2 separate regions of the Homo sapiens genome follow, and region 2 is linked to region 1. A link is a contact called in ENCODE Hi-C data. All regions are on one chromosome and are shown on one strand. Each heading gives the region's core, a stretch centred on a gene start or an enhancer-like site at or near the end of the contact. The rest is flanking DNA. Distances are from core to core; before and after follow the strand shown. Region 1 holds the start of VAX1 (ventral anterior homeobox 1). Region 2 holds the start of EMX2 (empty spiracles homeobox 2).

Region 1 (6,080 bases), core at 3,464-5,963:
AGAAACCTGGAAGCCCCTGGGGTCTGCGCGCAGTTTTCCTCTTTCAAATATTCCTAGGAATAGTCGGCAGCGGCAGCAGCCGCAGCAGCCGCGGATCTAGAGCAAACGTCCTGTGCTTTGGAGTTAGAACCAGTCTTTTCCCTCCTGGGCTGGGCACGGGGTCAGGGCATCAGGTTGACTAACTCGGGCATTTTTCCCAATTCTTTGGATCGCTCCTGGATTCAGAAGGAAGTTGGGGGTTGGGGAGGAATCTCAGAGGAAAGGTAGTAGAAAAAAAAAATAGCCCGAATGAGATGAAATTGGTAGCAGAGTCTAGTGGGAAAGGAGAGCTGTCAGAGGCCTGGTGGGAGCCAGGAGCCCAGCGCAGGAGCTCTGGGCACCTAATGCGCGTGAGTCCATAAATATCACCACAATAGATACTATAAATATAAATACAGGGAAACACTTAAAATCAGTCCAGCGCTTTTTTCTCGGCCCCTTCTTTATTGTTGGTCCGGGAGTAAGGCTCGAAGGCCGAGGAGCTCAGATATCGGGCGGAGAGTTCTTGCAAATTCCCAGCTAGCGAACCAGCCATTGTTAACGGGGCGGAGGACAGGCGGCTGGCGACGGAGCCGAGCAGCGAGGGCACCGGCAGGCTGAAGAGGCTGTGGCCCGCGGCCGGGGCGCCTGCGTGCAATCCCCCCGGCCCGGCGGGCCCGGGACCTGGAGCACCGCCCACAGCCGGCGGGTGCGGGGATGCAGCGCCCGCTGGGCCCGGGGCGGCGGCGGCGGCTGCGGCGGCCGAGCCTGCAGCGGCGCCCGCGCCCAGGGCCGGCAAGCTGGGCCCGCGCAGCGCTGAGCCGAGAGCGCCCGTGGCGCAAGGCGGCAGCAGCGCAGGCAGGCCGGGCGGCGACAACAGGCGGCCCTGCTCCAGCAGCCGTAGCACGCTGCACGTGGCCGCGGTCTCCGACACCACCGAGCGTAGCTCCGAGTCCTTGCCCTGGTCCTTCTTCTGCTTGGTGCGCCGGTTCTGGAACCAGACCTTCACCTGCGCGCCGGGGTGCGGGGAGAGTTGGAGAGAGGGGCAGGGAAGACCAGCGTCAAAGGAAGCGAGCTCCCGGGGCGCGCGGCTCCGGGGCTCTCCCCAAGTCCCAGCCCTATCCGCAGCCCCACCCAGCAGCCGGAGGGGTCCGGGCCGGGGCGCTGCTGGGGGAGCTGGCGCCGCCACGAGGGGGACACAGCTGCTCCACCGGGCTGCGCTTCCGGGTCAGGGAAGCAGGCCCAGGCAGGCGCCGCTTACACAGAACAAAGTAATAAAATGCCCACGGCAGGAACTCGAAGGAAGACCGGAAAGGGTTTCACTGGCTTCCGCGCTACCCCGCAGCGGTGTTTGGGGCTCACAGATGTGTGAATCAGTGCAGTCCCAAAGCCGGAATTTCCGGTGGAGGGTGTGAGGCCCTAGGGTGCGGGTGCGGTGAAGGAAGAGGGAAGAAGGAAGAGGGAAGTGGGAAGAGAGGCGGGGAGGGAGTATTGCCCAGCCTTTCTGGACCCAGGCCCCTGGCCCAATGCGCTCGGATTTAGTCCTAGAAGCACTACTCCTGGTGAAGGCTACAAAGGACCATTTCCTGCTTAAGACGTGACCATTAGCTAGCAGCAAGCAGGGAAAGTGGCTGCAGGAGAATAATATGTGCGGGAGACTTTATGTAGACCGAGATTTCTGCACCTCTTCTCACCAGATAGCTGCATTGAAGGGTCTGGTGATACTCTTAGTTTATCTCTCCACTGGTCTGAGTCATGAACTTGGAATCATGGGAGAAAGTCAGGAGGCTGAGGTGGATTGAATATTCCCCACTAACCTCCCCTCTCATTCTTCTGCCCCTCTGCAGGCCTAGCAGTGGCCCAGAAGAGTTTTGCAGCAATAGGCAAAGACTATCCTATCTAGATTTTATAAACTAAGAGGAGTAGTAGCAGAGAGAATAGAAAAAGCTACCATACCAACTCAAACTCAAAAAGAACACCCCTATCTGTTCTGTCAGTCCTCAGCTTTCAGCCCAGATCCCGGACCTAAAATGCTCTCCACCTGCTTCAGGGTTGGGCATGGGGAAAAGGATCAGTCTTCAGAAAGAAGGCTGCCGTAGCTAGGCCAAGCTGGTGACATGCCACTTGGCAAGTTCTTGGGTCCTCTCCTGGGCCCAGAGCCCACATGGCCAGCTCCAAGGGGCATCATATGGATTTAATGTAAAGGGAAAGATCTAAAGCACAATCAGCAGTACTGGCTTCTGGGTCCTAGATCTCCTTCCCATCACACACCTCACACATCACTGGCCCAGAAGACAGGGTCTCCTAGGTGCTCAGGGCTGGGGCCAGCTCAGAATGGGGAAAGCCTTCCTTTAAGGGTCAGGGCAGCCTGATCTGCACAGGCAGATCTCCAGGAGGGCGTACACCTAATTCCTGGGAATCACCCATGGTGCTGGGGCAGGGGGTGTTAGATCTAGCCTCACTCCTGTAGAATGGGCCTGGACGCTGAGTACAGCTGGGTGGGCCCACAAGGGGTGGGGCCTAGAAATCTAGCCAAAATGGGGTACCCCAAACAAGGGCAAAAGTCAGTTCTTTGTAGAGCAGAAGCTCGAAGGAAATGCTCAAAACCGGGGGACAATAAAAATTCCAAAAGGACAGGATTTGGGGCCTTCTGGGCCTAGGCCAAGGTGGATAAAACATGGGCCCTGGAGGATTTGGGGATGGCAGGAATGGTGGGGGGAAAGGATGTATTATCTAGGGGAAGGAATCCTTAGGCCTGTCTTACCCATCCTTCCCATCTCCTCCACCTCCCAAGGGTAGTTCTGTCCAGAGCAGGTTAGGAGGTGAAGAGCAGGCTAGGTAGGGGTGGTGGGGAGGAAGGCTGGTGCAGAACTGTGTGCGGCCTGGTCGCCGGGTACCTGGGTCTCGGAGAGGTTAAGCTGCCGGGCGAGCTCGGTCCTCTCGCGGCCCACCACGTACTGGCAGCGCTGGAACTCCATCTCCAGCCGATAGAGCTGCTCCGCGGTGAAGGACGTGCGCGTCCTCTTAGGCCGGTCCAAGTCCAGGCCCTTGGGCAGGATGATCTCTCGGATGGACCCCTTGGCATCTGGGGAAGGGGAGATGTCAGCCGCCAGAACCCTCCCGTCCCCCTCCACCTCCTTGGCCCGAGCTGGATTTGGGGACACAGTCCCCAGAAGCGTGCAGTTTTGGGGATGGGGGGCGGGGTGCGGAGCGCGACCACAACCAGGTAGCAAAGACACTGTGTGGAGGGCAAGGGGCCTAACTCCATACCGCTGACCGAAGGAGGGACCACACTTTGTCTTTTTGTAGAGTCCTCCAGACAGGGGAGAGAAAAAAATCCAATCAATTCCACATAGGCGGACGTTTCTTCCGGCCTGGGGGGGCCTCGGCTGAGCCTTCCGGGTCCCCTGTAGCCTGAGGGTACCCTTGTCGCCCCGCCCGGGTCCTGCGGGCCCCAGCTCTGGGCTTGCCGACCAGACCGTGATCCAGACGTCCCCACCCCCACCCTCGAGTCTCCTTCCCTCCGGAGTCCGCGCGGCGGAAGGAGGAGGGACTGAGTCGGGGCCGGCCGGGCCCGGAGATCTGCTGCTGGCTGGGGCGGCGCCGGGCCGGGGCCCGGCCTCGCAGCCTCCGCCGCCGGGGCTAAGTGCACGCCGCGCCATCCGAGAGCGGCAGAGCAGAGCACCAAAGCGGCAACCGCGGCTCCGTAACCAAGCCCAGCTGCCTCTCCCGGCGGCAGCGGTCGGGCACCGATCGCGGCCGTGGGGTCCTCGGCCCAGTGCACTAACTGGCAGGGCCGTAGCCCGCGATCGGCAGCTGTTCTCCGGGGCTCGCGTTCCCCCTTGGGTGCGCTCAGCCCTCCAGAGCGCGGGAGTCCCCTGGCCGGCTCCCGGCAGGTCGTCCGGCCCTTGGAGCGCGCACACCTCCTCCCGGAGTTTTCTGCTCCTTTCCCGGGTCGGAGGCCGCAGCCCGATGCCCGGCCGCACCCGCGCAGCCCCTCATCTCCCCCCGCAGCCCGGTCAGCGGGGCCCCTCCGGGCGTGGAGGGCCGAGGCCCCTGGAGAGCGCACCGGAGAGTCCCAGGCGCTTGTCCCCAGCCGGACTCGGGGCGGGGAGGGCCAACAACTTTCTCCCAAGTCCCAGCCGGCACTCCTTCCCACCGGCCTGTGTCGGCGGCAGCGCGCAGCTCCGGCCCCGGAGTCGACCCCAAAGAACGCGCCTGGCAGCCCTGCCCATCCCTACCTCGGACCAGGATCCGGCGGCAGTAATCCGGGTCCGCTGCGGAATTGGATTTACTTTTGTTACAATCCTCAGCAGCGCCCGACGCTGAGAAGGCGCCCTGCGGCTCCTTGAGGAAGGCGGCTGGGAGGTTCCCCTCCGCGCCCTTGCTCTCCCGACTCTCCTTGTGCGCGTTCTTCGAGACCCGGGCAGCCTCGGCGTCCGAGTGGCATCGAACGTCCATTTTGTCTGGTTTCCCGAACATAGGCAAGAACAACAACAAAAACAGAAAGGAAAAAAAAAGCAAAAAAAAAAAAAAGGGGGGGGGGCGGAGAAGGAAAAAAAAAAGAGGAAAAAGGGGACAAAACCCCCGACAACGCGGCCCGTACGCCCGGCCCGGCGACAGGCAAGGGGCAAGAATGAATGTCCCCGCGGGGAGGCTTCGGCGGCCGCGCGCGGGTCAGCGGCGACGGGAGAGTGGCGCGCTCGCCGAGAGGCGGCCAGTCTGGTCCAGGATCCTGGTGGAGCTGCGGCGAGGCCGCCTCGTCAGCACCCGCGTCCTCTGAGCACGTCCAGTGTCCCCAGCCTGGCGATCAGGTAGCGAACAGCGCAACTCCGAAATGCTGCGGCTCCCGCCTGTTTCTGAGACGGCGAGTTGTAGTTGTCCGACACCCGGGGGGACGCACACTCGCTGTTGCAATTGATTACGGGTAATTTCGCAGCCCCCACGTTTCGGTTACCTCATGAATACACTAAATTGTTTGGATAATATATCAGATCGTAATGGATGGTTTCTGTCCTTGTCCCCAATCAAGTAGGGGTTTAGCCAGTGAATAAACGGAAATGATTGGTCTTGCTTTCAGGAAACACACAATCAAAGACCCACACTTCCAGAAAAACTTTTGACAAGATTCATCCTGAATTGTTAGTACCATTAGCAGGCATTATTAACTTTCCTTTTGCCTTTGACCCTCCTGCTCACATACTGGCTAGAGGGGTTTTCTCCACACTCGCCAGATAGAGCTGAATGAGGGTTGGGCGGCGGGGGGGTGTGGGGGGAGAAAAAAAAAACCCTGCGCACCCTGCGGCAGAAGAAAGCAGTTGTCTGGGAGTGGGGGATGGGGGACAGAGCGGGGGGAGAAAGTTTTCCCAAAAAGTATCTCCCTTGCACTCTAAAAAAGCCAAGATTTTCCCCTAAACAACTCCTTCTTAACACACCTCGACGCAGACAGCCATCTTAAACTGCCACCTCTCTTCATTTAGTTCCAGTTGGATTTTTTCATGCCTGCACCTCCAGCAGCCCTGAGGCAGCCCATTCAAAGGGCAGCTTTGTACTCAGAGTCCAGCAGGAGAGAGAGGGGGAGAGGGAGAGACGGCCGAGAAATCTCAACTGTGAGATCTGCTTCAAAAAAAAAAAAAAAAAGTTTTCCCCTAGCTATTTCATTGTCTCTGCTACAATATCTTTGAGAAAAGCAACAGCCAGTAATCCAATAAGAGCATTGATTAGGCTACAATGATTCAATTCAAGCGCATGGCCTTGTGCAAGGAGCATGCTCCAGCCCTTCTCGTCACCTTGCCGGGGCAGAAGCCCTCTCCACGCCGCTCTCCCCATTCATTCCTTTATGGGAAATGCGGAGCAAAAGGAGTGAAAGATGGCAATTATCTAATTGGACTATTAACAAACAGTCCTCTGAGTGCGGCGGTCTGGCGTGGCTCCTGGGCGGGGGAAGGGCCGTGTTCCCTGCCCTCATTCACAAAGAGTGCAGGGGCCGGGGAGGAAAGGGGTTTTTTAAAGGGGGTGGGTGGGGGGAGAGGAGAGGTGGGAGGTTTGGCTGAGAATTTTTC
Region 2 (6,153 bases), core at 3,220-5,719, 400 kb after region 1:
CAGATGAGTCAACCGTGGCTTAAGAAGGTGAAAGTCACACAGGTGGTGACCCCAGACAGCTCCCACACACCTATTCTCAGTTGCAGGAGGCCATGCACCCACCCCAGGTACCTCACAGGCCTAGCACGGAGCGCAGCTATAGTGAAGCACTGCCCTTTGCTCCTTTGAAGCCCGGGGGCACCTTGCAGGAAACTCCTAGCAGATGCTTATCAGAGATCCCCAGGAGTCTCCGCCCTTTGACACCAACCAAGGAGCCAGGACTCCAGGCCTTGCTCACCCCAAAATCTCCCTAGAAAAGCTCTCAGCTTTTGGGGGAGCACGGAGGAGTGTGGCAGGAGTGTCAGCATTAGCTGATGTTTGTACAGCTATATTGTTCACAGACTCTGAAACCCAGTAACAAGCCTTGGAGGTGGGTATGTAATAGCAGCATCAAGGACAGGAGCAAACTTTTATTGTAGTTCATTATGTGCCAGACACTGTCTAAGCACTTTACTTTGTTTATCTCATTGAACAAACCCAGAGCAAAGGTACTATATTATTTATTCCCATTTCAGAGAAGAGAAAACCGAGGCACAGAGAAGTTAGGTAACTTGCCCAAGGTCACACAGTTAAGCTGTAAATGCAAGTCTCTCATCTTGGGGGATGGGGGCAGGTGTATTAAAGTATAATTACATATAGTAAAACTCACCCTTTGTAGTATATGGTTCTGTGAGTTTTGAAAAACACATAGAGTCATGTAAATACCACCACAATCAGGAAGTAGGATAGTTCTATCTTTCTCCAAAACAAGCCCACTGCTACTCCCCACTGCCTCCCAGACAGCATTGGCTGTATTTTTACATATGACAAAATGAGGTGGGGAGGTTTCTGTGTTGCCCAAGGTCATTCAGTGACAGATTCGGAATTAGAACGTTTGAATGTGTCTGCTAGTCCAGCTACCTGGAAAGGTAGATTCCTCAGTCTACAGAGCCCAAGAGGCAGCAGTGGCTTGGGGCACACATGGGGCAGAGGGAGGAAGCCCCTTGCTCTAAGCTGGAGCCTCAGAAATCCCCACATCTCCCACTCCACGCAGGGCTACTTAACCAAACACCCACTCCTTGGGCAGCTAAGGAACAAAGGTGGCTGTATTCTGCAAGGCCTAAATCCACAAGTAAAGTTGAGTGGCAGGGCAGCTGCGCCATCTAGGAGCTTAGGGTCCAGTCCAGACCACAGTGCCCAGTGCCCTGGCACGACTCCACTGGCCAGTCTGGTTAATGAGTTACTATCCTAGTTAATTTCCCTGCACATCGGGGCCAGACCCCGCGAACCTTCCCGGGCCCTTCTGGCCCCGGGAATTAGCATAGATTACCCATGCATGAATTAGCATAGATTACCCAGCTTCTGGGGTTCTGAACTGCCCGACTCACTGGAAACCTGCTTCTCCTTCAAGGGGCTGGAGTGCAGCTCGGGTCTAGCAGCACTTGGAGCAGAGGAACTAGCATATCCTGGTTCCTTCAGGAAGGGGGACACCAGATCTCAGATCCTGCTGCCCCTTTACCCCTGCCTACGTGTTGGCTAGCTAGAGCCCCTGGGGCAAACCTGGCCACAGAAGGGCAGTTTATAAAAGGCAGGTAGCCTGCAGAGGATGCCGACTGACTGAAGTGGGACTGTGGAGCACTCTACCCCTCTACTGCAGCCAGATGTCCCTGCCTGGGGCAGAAGGCTGAGGGGTCCCATCTCCAGCCCAACACTGTCCTGGTTAAGGGAATAATGATTGCACCTTAGCGCCCAGGGCTGCAAGTTTTAAAAGAGGGAAGGCACCCATCACCCTTATACATCACAAACCATCTGGGTCTCACCCAATCTCCCAGACAGACTGGATACCTGTTGCCCTAAAGGTCAATGACTTTTATGCCCCCATCCAAGATCACTAAGGGTGGAGTTTCAGTGGCTCCAGTTTGCAACCTCTGAGTCTCAGGCTGAGTTTGGAGGGTCTGGCCTGAGGGCACTGCCAGAATCTGGCCCTCCAGTCCTCCTTCTGAAGTTTGCATGAAAGGTGCACTCTCCTGCTTGCCAGGATTCAGGATGCACAGTCTGCCTAAGCTGAGTGTTTGTTTCCAGCCTCAAAAACCTGAGGGCGGACCTCTAGCTCCACCCTAAGCTTACTGGCTGGGCACAGCCAAAAGACCTCCCCCCTCTGCCATGTCTTCAGGCTCCCTGCTGGCCTAGCTGGGGTTAGAGGAGAGGCCTGTAACCTCACAGCCTAATTGAGAGAGGGATTTCCAAACTGTAGACAATATTTTGGGGGACAGTGGTCCAGGCCCAAGGGAGGTGCATCTTTAAGTGCACCCCTACCCCAAGGGCTGGATCCAAAGCCCAGAATCTTTGGGCCTGGAAAAAGGGGAGGAGGAGAAAGCAAAGCCACCTGGAACTGACAGAGGGACAATACTGGGCTAGGACCCCAGCCCAGAACTTCGAAGCCTAAGGGAAAGGCAGGTGTCTCCCACTGTGAGGGCAAAGCTGAGGCGCACACCTGTCTCATCTGTGAAGATGTGTATGTGTGTTCCCTGGGAAGGTGTGGGGTGGGGGCAACAAAGATGATCTCTGCCAGTTCCTCACGAATCTGTCTGGTGCCCTGACAACCCCGGAAAACACTGCTCCCAACTCCTCTCTTGCCTGGTTTCCCAAAAGAGGTTTTTGGACACTTGCCCCAACACAACATTATATCTGGAATAAAGGAGTAATTGACACAAACATAAATATACACCAGATGAAACCAAGGGAGGAAGCAGGTAGCTCGTCCTGAGACCTGTCCCCTCAACTATGCATCTGGTGGCAGTGCAGCCTGGCTCACGGTGGACTTCACTCTTCTCCTCCCATTGCCATCGGCTTCCCAGGTTTCACGGCAACCTAGTCACCAAACACAGGCAATTCTGCGTTCTTAGGAGAAATGACAGGGGCCTGGGAGTAATAGTTTTAAACGACGCTAGAATTTTTTTTTATCATTAATTGTAAACGTGCAAAATACCTGCTGGTACTTCACTTTAGAAGAATGTAATTGGCAAAAGGAAAAAAAGGAAAAAAGAGGCGGCTGATGAATAGATAATAGATCTTTAACCACCAATAAACAGAGAGCAGCGCCAGCAGCCTGGGGATGTGATCATAATTATGCCGCCGCGCGAGCCAATGGGGACGAGGGAACTCGGTCCTAAAATCATCCCAAAACCGAAGGCGAGCTCGAAAATGCGGACACGGCCCGGGACCGGAGATGCGATCCGTAGTCGTTAGTTGCACTGGGTTTGCACAGCAACCACCACCCCCCCACCAACCCCGGGACAACAGATGGCATAATAATAATAATAGAAATAATAATAATAAAATAATATCATCTATAATAATAATAACATTGACCACACTGACAAAAATAATTACGACGGAACCTTAATAGTACAGTAGCACCATATCGGGCTCTCCCCTGACCTTGGACTGCCGGTCCCAGATATTCCAGAAGGAATTGTTTTGGGGAAGGAGGTGAGCACCCTCCCAGACAGAAAACGCTAGAGACCGTGGGGCGAGAGAGGGAGAGAGTTGGAAGCCCACTGCTCCGGCGGGGTCGGCAGCTCCCGGTCTCAACTCGCAAACGAACGAGCCGGGTCAAGAATCGCGAACGCACCGACCCTGGGACCTCGAGGCTAAGCGTGGTTGATGGGGTGGGAGGACCCCGTACCCCTCACTCCAGGATCCCTCCTGGCCTAGGAAACCGCTGGGAGTTTTGCTAAGTGTGGGGATTGGTATAACCGAACGGCGCCTTTAGCCCGGGAACCAGCCCCTGCCCGCTTACCCTCGCGGTGCTCTTGGGGCGATCCCAGTTCTCCCGACGCGGGGCCGCGTAAGGCAGCAGCGGCGGAGCGCTAGGCTAGAGGAATCTGTCTGTCCTTCTGTCCTACCAGCTTGGGCGAGGCAGGCTCGGGATTCAGGGGGCCGCAGCGGAGGCGGCGCCGGCCAGGGACTCTGCAGGGACCGGGGTGCCCCGGAGGGAGTGGTGCTGGTGGAGGAGGAGGCGGTGGCTGAGGGGGAGTAGGTGGGGAAAGAGGAGGAGGAAGAAGAGGAGGAGGAGGAAGAAGAGGAGGAGGAGGAGAAGAAGAAACTGGAGGAAGAGGAGGAGGCGAAGGAGGAGGAGAAGCCGCAGCGGGCGCCGCAGGAGCGAGTGAGCTGGGAGCGAGGGGCGAAGGCGCGGAGAAGCCCGGCCGCCCGGTGGGCGGCAGAAGGCTCAGCCGAGGCGGCGGCGCCGACTCCGTTCCACTCTCGGCCCGGATCCAGGCCTCCGGGTTCCCAGGCGCTCACCTCCCTCTGACGCACTTTAAAGAGTCTCCCCCCTTCCACCTCAGGGCGAGTAATAGCGACCAATCATCAAGCCATTTACCAGGCTTCGGAGGAAGCTGTTTATGTGATCCCCGCACTAATTAGGCTCATGAACTAACAAATCGTTTGCACAACTTGTGAAGAAGCGAACACTTCCATGGATTGTCCTTGGACTTAGGGCGCCCTGCCCGCCTTTTGCAGAGGAGAAAAAACTTTTTTTTTTTTTTGCCTCCCCCGAGAACTTTCCCCCCTTCTCCTCCCTGCCTCTAACTCCGATCCCCCCACGCCATCTCGCCAAAAAAAAAAAAAAAAAAAAAAAAGAAAAAAAAAGAAAAAAAAAGAAAAAAAATTACCCCAATCCACGCCTGCAAATTCTTCTGGAAGGATTTTCCCCCCTCTCTTCAGGTTGGGCGCGTTTGGTGCAAGATTCTCGGGATCCTCGGCTTTGCCTCTCCCTCTCCCTCCCCCCTCCTTTCCTTTTTCCTTTCCTTTCCTTTCTTTCTTCCTTTCCTTCCCCCCACCCCCACCCCCACCCCAAACAAACGAGTCCCCAATTCTCGTCCGTCCTCGCCGCGGGCAGCGGGCGGCGGAGGCAGCGTGCGGCGGTCGCCAGGAGCTGGGAGCCCAGGGCGCCCGCTCCTCGGCGCAGCATGTTCCAGCCGGCGCCCAAGCGCTGCTTCACCATCGAGTCGCTGGTGGCCAAGGACAGTCCCCTGCCCGCCTCGCGCTCCGAGGACCCCATCCGTCCCGCGGCACTCAGCTACGCTAACTCCAGCCCCATAAATCCGTTCCTCAACGGCTTCCACTCGGCCGCCGCCGCCGCCGCCGGTAGGGGCGTCTACTCCAACCCGGACTTGGTGTTCGCCGAGGCGGTCTCGCACCCGCCCAACCCCGCCGTGCCAGTGCACCCGGTGCCGCCGCCGCACGCCCTGGCCGCCCACCCCCTACCCTCCTCGCACTCGCCACACCCCCTATTCGCCTCGCAGCAGCGGGATCCGTCCACCTTCTACCCCTGGCTCATCCACCGCTACCGATATCTGGGTCATCGCTTCCAAGGTACGTGCCACGTCGCGGAACTGCAGCGCGCCGCTCCCGCCGCATCCTTCACTGCCCCCGGCCTGCTCCGGGTGGGCGCTTGGCAAGGCCTGGGCGGAGGTTCCTCCGGCTCGCGGGCCAGCGCGCCCTGTTGGGAAACTAGGCGGCGCGGGGCCGGGCGTGGTGTCGATCCCCAGTCTCCGAAGCTACGACTGGTTTGGAGTGATGGCCTGCGGGCCGCTTGACCCTTTGGGAAGGGGTGCGAACGGAGAAGTTGTCCCCCAGTGCGCTCGAATCAGAGCAGGCTGGGCTGTGCGTGCCCGGCGCCGCGGAGCCCAGAGCCCGCGGGATCCCCAGGCTCCTGGTACCCTCGGCAATGCCCCCAACCGTCCTGGCTCCGAGGGGCGCGGACAGGACTCGGCCGCCAGGCTTGCTTTCGACTGCGTTCGACCCTGTTCACCACCCACTTTGCGCCCCTTCAGTCCAGACCCGCGGCTTCTTAGTCTTCCACCCTCTTCTGGAGGCGAGAGGATCCTCGCGCCCCGGGAGAAAAGTATGGGATTTGTTTTTTCTTTCCTGCTTTTCGGAGGCCTGGGGAGGGGCGGGAACCCGTGCGGGAGGAAAGCTCCAGGGCTTGGCGCTCTCGCCGCGACCTGCTTAATTGGGGCGCCGAGCAGCCACAGCGGGAAGGCAGGTTCGGTCTGGTTTTTGTTTTTCTTTCTTTCTTTAAAAAAAAAAAAAAAGAACCTGGTCAGGAAACTGTCTTAGAGGGAAATA

The links. A loop is a pair of places that touch in the nucleus more often than their neighbours do. Pooled maps may share reads with other maps.
Region 2: a pooled map shows a loop between it and region 1 (11-fold over the local background). The contact joins the promoter of EMX2 here to the promoter of VAX1 in region 1. A Hi-C loop is called at or near these places in 1 of 168 maps with a recorded cell type or tissue (naive thymus-derived CD4-positive, alpha-beta T cell), 27 of 37 single-sample maps with no recorded cell type and 13 of 50 pooled maps.

What each region holds. Positions count from the first base shown.
Region 1 is chr10:117,133,557-117,139,636 of GRCh38, forward strand. VAX1 (ventral anterior homeobox 1) reads right to left here and starts at 4,714. Exons shown (of 3, transcript NM_001112704.2): 1 at 4,260-4,714; 2 at 2,916-3,103; 3 at 1-1,027. The coding sequence starts at 4,500. The coding sequence ends at 452.
Region 2 is chr10:117,538,277-117,544,429 of GRCh38, forward strand. It overlaps EMX2 (empty spiracles homeobox 2), which reads left to right and starts at 4,470. Exons shown (of 3, transcript NM_004098.4): 1 at 4,470-5,397. The coding sequence starts at 4,992. It also overlaps EMX2OS. RefSeq lists an enhancer at 5,685-6,153.